Linked DNA regions of Homo sapiens: region 2 is linked to region 1. The links are chromatin loops, found by intact Hi-C in ENCODE. Cell type or tissue: psoas muscle. All regions are shown on one strand. Each heading gives the region's core, and the rest is flanking DNA. Links, peaks and the distances in the headings are about the cores only.

Region 1 (4,404 bases), core at 276-4,275:
AAATTTCAACTGAGAAGAATGATCTTCATGCCAATCTTTATAAAAATCAAAGTTTTTTTCTTTCAAACACCTCAGTCCTCCTAATCAGTTTCATATGTTGTGTTAGTGTTATGTTCAAGGACAGGCAGTCAGAAAGCCTTCTGCTCTGATGTGCAGTCGGGGGAAAGGTGATGGTCTAACGTTGAAATTCCTAGTGATCTAAATATTTAGAGTGTGAAGTAGTTTGTAATTATTCGGAGTACATGACTGGCATGGATACTTGAGCCAGTTCATTTTTTCATAAAGGGTACATGGCACCAAACAAGCATGTCATCTCTTGTAACTGACAAATACATTCCACAAAACAGCAACATGTCAATGGTATGAAACGCTACAGCGGTCATGTGGTTTCATGTGGATGTTATACAGCTGACCTTGTATCATTAACCTTTATGGTTAGGTATTAACCTTTGAAACACTTAAGAAAAAATGATGTATGAGTTTTAAGGTTATCCTGTCTCTGCCTTTTCACATTATTAATATGGGCAGCTAATAACATTTAAAATAGAAAAATTGCCTGGGAGAAAAAAATGTAGCCATCTATAACCCTCAGTCAAACTAAAATTGAAGTGACATTTCAAGTTTGAATAGGATAGTTAAATGTTTATTTTGAAAATATTTCATAAATTATAGTCCATGTTTGATCAGTTAGGAAATAAGTCAGATTTAAATTCATACCTTCCAATTACTAGAGAAAACCTGAAATACGTAATTCTTATAACAATTATTCTTTCAAAAAGCACAAATTATGGAGATGAATATCAATCAAAAGTAATATAGTATAATCTAAGGTGGGGGAGGAAAAGAATGTGGTTTGTCTATATTCCAGGAGAAGAGAATCAAGTCAAAATGAGATCTGATCTTTTCCAAGTTATTCTGTCTTCATCTTAGTAGAGTGTAATTCCACATGCATCTTGATGTTCCAAGTATCATTAAACATCTAGTAATCAGAACAAATGTTCTGCCAAATTCCGTTTATTATTTTAACTGGTTAAGGCATTGAGCACTCTAGATTTATACATGTATAATTAAAATTTCTATTAAAAAATAAACCTAGATGGGAGATTTACATTTTTCTTAATCTATGTTTACACAAAGAAGAGATCTGTTTTTAAATATTACATCAGATCTTTGTGAATTCAAATAAATCAGTGTGACACTTTGCCAAAACTATTTGTAAAAATGATGGGTATTGATGCCCTGTGGTCAGGGAATCTTCTCTGTGGGGTTTTAGAATTTGCTTGTTACTCAAAAATACCCTTATTCCGGTTCTCACTGTTGTTTTCAAGCATATAAGCTTAGCCTCAACGGATACACTTTATCATTTGTACACTGTCAGCCCTTATATGTCCTCAATTGCAAGTATTCCACATGAAACAAGTGCAGCTCCAGAAACTTCTGCCTCTTCCTGGATAGATCCATAACTGGATATTTTTGGTAAGCTTAATTGCCTGTATACAGGAACTCAAAAAGAGCCTTGCCACCACAAAGAATAAATCTATAACCCCTATTATCGTGGGTGCTGTTTCAAGGCTCTTTTTGTTGCTCAGCGTATTTTCATGACCCCTCTTCCCATCATCTTGTTGTCTCTCAGTGAAAAATAACTCCTAACATTTGGATGCACATGGACGAAAACACCTGCATTGGCCCCTTAATGTTATTGAAGTGGGAATATATTTAGAACTATAAAAATTCTTACCAATTAAAATGTGATGTGCATTCACAGTTATGGCAATATTAATATCTTTATTTTGACCCATTTGAGATCAATTGATCGACTGTCATCTGGGCCCTGTCCATATTGTAAGATAAGTCAGTTGGGAGGGGCACTAAACAAAACAAACTTCCATGTCTGTGTGGAGATAGACCTGTCAATTTGGACTTAAGAGTGCCAGATTTGTTGAAAAGAATGTAGTCACAGTCAGCTATGCACTTAGCAGCTGTGACCTGGCTGAGGAATAATTGCAGTAATCATACAAATCAGTTTTTATCATGTATGTAACAGGCTGTTCATGGGCACTACTTAATATTACAGTTCCTTCTTCCTTGGTTTTCTTTTGCTAACAGAACCCAGTAGTCGTGGGCACTATAGCTTTAAGGATTTCTAACAGTCAACTAGGATATTGGAAGAATTCATTCATTCAGTGACCCCTGCTACAGTGATACATCAGTGAACAAAAAATAAAAACATGAGTCCCCATAAAGTTGACATATTTAAAAGATGGAAGGAGGAAGAGACGTTAGCACAGCAGGCAGGATAATCTCAAAGGGAGGAAGAGGACCAGGAATTTGTACTATCAGAGAATCCAAGAGGCTGTTCTCAAGATAAGCTGTGCAGAGTTCCAAAGGAGAATGAGGAAAAAATCCACCAAATTGGGTAGTTTAGGAAGCTGTTAGTTATCTATGTGAGCATTTTTAGCAAATGGTGGCAACCTAAACCAGCCTTTGGAGAAATTACACAGAGCGTATGGTAAAGATAAAAAGATAATAAGTAACTGCTAATCCTTTCGCGCAACATTTGTTAATGAATACAATGGGGGATTTTATTCTGAAGAAGGGATAGAGTTAAGGCAAATGTTTTGCCCTTCTTTTTTTTTTTTTTTTTTTTTTGGTGATGGATGAACAAACAGAGAAAAGGAGACCTTAAGCACTTTTTTAGGTAGGGGTGAAAGAAGACCTACGTATCAATAAATATGTTAAAAAATTGCTTGCAAAAAATGTCAACAAAACTTCAGTGTGTCTTGTACACAAGTGATTTCCTAGTTTTTATTGGATGATGCAATGAAGGTTACATTCTCATGACATATGGATCCTGCTTAATGCAATTTGTGTAGAAAAAAATGTTGAATTTCACTTAGCCACAATGTGTTCACGCTTTTCTCTAAGGCCACCACCATCTAAACAAACATATAAACCATACGTAGATGTAAGGGTTGTGCTCATAGCTTCTGATTGATAATGTACTATAATCCCAAATAGTTGCTGTTAGTTGTATCCAATATGATATTAATCCTTCATTGTTACTCAGAGTGTTTTTATATTTGTTGTGAAGTTTCTTCTGAGTTTCTTTCTCTCCCCATGAAAAATATATCAAGAAGCAAGGTGGGTATTATCATCCTCATTTTACAGAGTAGGAACCTGAGGGAGAATTTGCAGCTTACTATATTGATGGAATAATAGCCCTTATCTGTCTTGGAGACCCTTTTAAGTATAGGAGGAAACTGTGCTAATTGCACTGTGGGACAGACTATCTGTTTGATAGGTGGTGTTCTTTAAAACTAAGAAAAAATATTAATCTATTGCATAAAAGAAAATAAAAAACCCAAAGTAGTCCTTTAAGCTAAACCTAATCCTTGCATTGGAGGCTGGCTTAAGAAAAACAAAACTTAAAAAAAAATCTTCAAGCTGGCTTGAGAATAGAAGATAGTAGTAGGTCTTTTTTTCTTATAAAAGCAGAAACTTTTTTTGTTTGGAAGCATTTATGGATGAAATATGAAAAAAATCACACTCATCATAAGTATAATGCGGTAGAAAACAGGCTGTAGAGACAGGGGAAGAAATGAGACATCACGGTGTTAAATGGAACATAACATTGTGCCTAACACTTTGAGCTTTTAAATGTCATTCACCCCCTTGCCTGGCCATGTTCCCACGTAGCTGCAATGTAAGAATGATACTGAATGTGGCAGTACCATCTTAGAGGATTACTACTGATCCTGTCTTAGCGCTGAATTCACCTCGACAGAGAAACCTCTAAAAGATGGGTCATAGTAGTGCAAAATGCTGTAGTGTTGATGAAAGAGGTTAAACTTTTACCTCAAGAAATTTGAACACTTGAGTCTCTTTAAGACGTGAGTAATGCTTTAGATACTTTTCGGACTCATTTTACTCTACTTTCTGTGATAATGTCTTTTTTCAACAGAGAGAGATTTTGTTGCAGACAGAATCTTGCTGTGGAAGCCCAACTTTTATGTAACATTATATTAGTGTTCACTTATTTTACAATTTTTAATTCATCTAACATATATGTTTCACTTATAATATCAATCTTTAAGAGGTTTTTTCGATGAGATATAATTTTACATGTAATAAAAAAATTGCTGTTCTAAGTGTACCATCTGAGGTTTCACCAAAAATGTGCAGTCATGTAAACATACTACAATCAGGATGTAGAACATTTCCATTACCGTAAACAATTTCCCTGTGTCCATTGGAAGACAACCCCTCTTCTGATCTCAGGCTCCTGGCATCCATTGATGTTTTCTATCAGTACAGTTTTGATTTTACCAGAACGTCATATCCATAGAACCATGCAATATATAGTCTGTTGAGTCAGCTCCTTTCACTTAACAGAGTGCATTTGAG
Region 2 (4,404 bases), core at 139-4,138, 120 kb after region 1:
AATATCTAATATTTTATTAATTGTAAGTATGATTTTCCCCTTTCATAGAAGTCCATGCATTGCTGCTAGCCAAAATAAAATATTACTGTTCTAACTTTAGTATTTTATTACATTGCATTTCATGTAATTCCTTAGTCAGTTTAAGGCCAATGCCATAAGAAGAAAATTGTGCAAGTTAAGCTAATATTGAGATTCTGAGTTCTGAATTTGTTTTTACATTTGTTTTGATAAAAGTGTGTTTGGGGGCAGGAAGCTAAAAGGACATTCACTTTTTCTAACCACGTCCTCCCACCCCACCACCAGGAAGTGCACTAGACGGTCCTGTTCTTACTAAAGGGATTAAAGTAGAAAAGATGAACATGGAAGGAAATAACTCGTAGGTTTGCCTGCAGTTCAAGTTACTAGAAACAATAATTACTGCGTGCCATACCCATTAAGAAATCTTAGTTGGTGACCCATTCACTATAATGTCTGAGGGCAGAGAATTTAGTCTGTTTCTTTTGCTGATGGAACCCCAATATCTGACACAATTTATGGCACGTAGTAGGTGCTCAGTAGACATGTGTTGAATTGATGTGTTTATTTATTTTATTTTATTTATTTATTTATTTTGAGATGGAGTCTCGCTCTGTCGCCCAGGCTGGAGTGCAGTGGCACAATCTCGGCTCACTGCAAGCTCCGCCTCCCGGGTTCACGCCATTCTCCTGCCTCAGCCTCCCGAGTTGGGACTACAGGTGCCCGCCACCACGCCCAGCTAATTTTTTGTATTTTTAGTAGAGATGGGGTTTCACCGTGTTAGGCAGGATGGTCTCCTGACCTCGTGATCCGCCCGCCTCGGCCTCCCAAAGTGCTGGGATTACAGGCGTGAGCCACCGCGCCTAGCCGAACTGATGTATTTATTGAATGGATTCCTGTATGATAAACTCCTTAACCAAGCATTCTAGGCTTTTGATCTCTGGCTTCACTTTATGTCTCTCATCTAAGCCCCATTGATATAATACAAGAATTTGCTTTAGTAAAAAAATTCCATATGTTGCTGCAGCCATTTTCTATGGCGGTCCTTTGAGCAGGGAGCTTGTGAACAGGACATGGATCTTGTAAAAGTGAGGAAGAGGCAGAACTGGCGCAGGACTGTGGAAGGGTGGGGTAAGACTTAGGTAACCAGACAGGGAAGAAGAGAGAACTCTGGAAAAGCAGATAGCCTGATAAACCTTTCCTTTCCTCTAAAACTGTATTCTGACTTAACTAAGCCCACAGGTCCTTCAGCTCATACAAAAAGAAACAAGTTTCATATCTTCATACCAATTGCCCACATACATTTGATTTACAAAGCAATTAAACGTATTTGATTTTGATGAATTATATCTGGGTCTTACTGCTACATTTTTCTAACCTGCCTAGGCTTTTTAAGTGGCTTAATAAGCTTTATTCCCTTGTTCTTAGGGGTGAAAAACAAAAAACAGATAATTCTGACCTTAACAGCCTAATATCTGAAATATTAAAATAGTCTAGGCCATATCTTTCCTTTCACTAAAATACTCCACCAGTGTTTAACCTGTAAGTGAAAATATTCTCCATGTAGTCTCAGTTATTTCACTATGTATTGGTTTTTAATATTTCATCTCTGTCTCACAGTGATCACTTAGTAGTAACTAACTTCGGAAATTAATATATTTTTAATTGCCAAAAAATTGTGTAAAGAGAAAAATAACAGAAAGAGAACCTGGGGTGACTTTGGCTTTTAACTGGAGCTCCTGGCACAGCCCACGCCTGAGGCAACCTTGGTGGTCTAGCAATATCGTATGCGAGTCTTCCGGTTGAACAGTGAAGGACATTTGTGGATCTGTCCATGACCTCTCTCCTTTATGCACTGCCAGTCTCCGGTGTCATCATTAATTAGCCTTCAGGTCTCCCATTTGTCTGCTAGAAAGCATCTCGGATAAGCCAAGTCAATAAATTGGAGCAGGCAAGCTGCCTGGCCTCCGGGGCGCGTGGCTCTGTGGGGACCGTCGGAGGGCAGCCCTCTCCTTTGATCATGTGGGGAAGTTTAATTCTTACAGGCCACGTGGGAATCCCAGCCCGTGGGGCTGCAGAGAGGGCCTTGGAGCACAGCAGTGGAGCTGCTCTCGTTTGTACTGGTTTCAGTTTCTAATTTCAAAACCGCGAAGCTCAGAGGCCTAGGGGAATTGTTTCCCATTTTGCTTCGTCTTTCCCCAAGACTTCGCCTGCATTCTTCAGTGAATTCTCACAATGGGTGGTGGAACTTCAGCACGGGAATGAAAATCATTATCCCTATGTTCTAAACAGGAGATTTGCACCGTGGCATATTTCCGTAAATACAGTGCCCAGCATCTGTAGCAAATAATCCCCAGCCATGACTCTCTTGCTGTTCTGACCTTGACATGTTTCCCAACCAATTTTAGTCAAACATAAAAATAACAAATAATATTTATGAGCCTGCTTGTGAGTGCCAGGCATTCTGCAAATCACTATGTATGTATTATCTTAAATATCATATCATGCCTGTGTTGCGGGAGGTCCCCATTTTGCAGATGAGAAAAACAAGCCACAGCCCACCTGAGTCCTAGTGGGTCTCAATCCAAGCACAAGCTCTTTACCACCCCCATGATATGGCCTCATAAAATTGGAGCAATTTGATGGGCACCGCATGGGCTCTGTCACCACATCTAGCACAAAGGGAGAGCTGCAGCGATCAACCCTGTGAATTCAGGCAAAAGAGAAAGTATTGCTTTTGTAATTGGGGAAACAAGCTCTGCCTTCAGCTTTGCTTTCACCAGGGAGAAGTAACCTTGAAGGAGTTATTGTCAGGCGTTCGATTATATCCTATTAGTAAATTGCAGGCATGTTTTATACTACGTTCATGAAAAACAATTCTATATAAATGAAATTGTTGGAATTTGAATATAGTAGAGGGTTAATTAAATAATTTAAGGAACTCCTCCCAATTTATATTGTGGGAAATCCTAGCTTTTCTTTAACTGTATTCTCAGAATCATAGCTGGAAATAATCAGGAAAGTTTATGTGGCCACAAATGTTCATTGAGAAATGCTGATTCCTTAAAACAGATGTCTTTCCTGCTTCCCTGCCTACCTTGAGAACTACCCAATCAGGATAATCATCTTTGTTACCTTTGTTACCTTGCTTATGACTCATGGGATGAGGTGGTGGACATTTCTGGGGGTCTTTAAAATACACTCAAACCTTAGATCATCTTGGGACACCTCACCATGTTTGAGGAGTACAGAGACACAGAGACGGTGACCCCTTGGTGCAGGGGAAGGGCAAGCAAGTCACATTGCATCTCTGGAAAGCCCACTTGGAGTCTGGGTCAACATTGCTAATATGTATGTATATATATTTTTTAGACAGGAGACAGGGTCTCACCCTGTGAGACTAGGCTGGAGTGCAGAGGTGTGGTCATGGCTTATTGCAGTGTCGACCTCCCTGGGTTCAGGTGATCCTCTCACCTCTGCCTTCTGAATACCTGGGACCACAGGTGCACACCCCCATGCCCAGCCAGTATTTGTATTTTTTGTAGAAACAGGGTTTCACCACTTTGGCCAAGCTTGTCTCAAATTCCTGGGCTCAAGTGATCCACCTGCCTTGGCCTCCCAAAGTGCTGGTATTAGAGGCACGAGCCACTGTGCCAAGCCAACATTGCTAATTTTATTTAAACTTTCCTACACGTGAGAATCTAGTTAAGATGAAGAAACCTTTTTTCTTCATCTACTTTTCCCTTTCTTCCTTTCTTTCTTTCCTTTCCCCTTCCTTCCTTCTTTCCTTCCTCCCTCCCTTCCTACCTCTTCCTCTCTCCTTTCTTTCCTTCCTTCCTTCCTTCCTCCCTTTTCTTTTTTCCTTTTCCTTCCTTCCTTCCTCTTTTTCTTTCTCTCTTTGTCTCTCTCTTCCTTCTTTCCTCCCTCCCTCCTGCCTTGCCTTGCCTTTGCCTTTGCCTTTCTTTCCTCCTTTCATTCTTTCATTCTTTCTTTCCTTTCTTGTCTGTCTGTCTCACTCTATCACCCAGGCCAGAGTACAATGGTATGACACTGCAGCCTCGAACTCCTGGGCAGAAAAAACCCTCCCAGATCAGCCTCCCATGTAGCTGGGTCTACAGGCATGCACCATCATGCCTGGATAACTTAAAAAATTTTTTTTGAGAGACAAGGTCTCACTGTGTTGCCAGACTGGTCTTGAACTCCTGGCCTCAAGTGATCCTCCCACCAAGGCCTCTCAAAGCACTGGGATTACAGGTGCGAACCACGACATTCAGCCAAGATAAGGAAATCTGATGCTTTCGCCAGATACATGGAGCTCTCTAGAGAAGTTTGGGGAGAAGTAAATGAATCCTGCATGATGACTTCTCAGGGATTAATGTATGGACTTTT

The links. Hi-C counts contacts between places; a loop is a spot of excess contacts. Peaks named below come from ENCODE experiments on the same cell type or tissue, not always from the same donor. Only the 100,000 strongest peaks of a DNase experiment are listed, where the experiment ranks them.
Region 2: a loop joins it to region 1, with 1.9 times the contacts of the local background. A loop is called at or near these places in 10 of 110 quality-filtered maps.

The regions. Positions count from the first base shown.
Region 1 is chr15:32,983,224-32,987,627 of GRCh38, reverse strand. All of the region lies in intron 7 of FMN1 (formin 1), which reads left to right. Among named protein-coding and RNA genes, the nearest start is that of FMN1, 210 kb to the left of the region's middle. In psoas muscle, for the core only: no CTCF peak of the experiment used is centred there; no DNase peak of the experiment used is centred there.
Region 2 is chr15:32,859,642-32,864,045 of GRCh38, reverse strand. The region is part of intron 16 of FMN1 (formin 1); the gene reads left to right. Among named protein-coding and RNA genes, the nearest start is that of GREM1-AS1, 140 kb to the right of the region's middle. In psoas muscle, for the core only: no CTCF peak of the experiment used is centred there; a DNase peak (open chromatin) is centred at 2,065; H3K4me3 peaks cover 550 bases.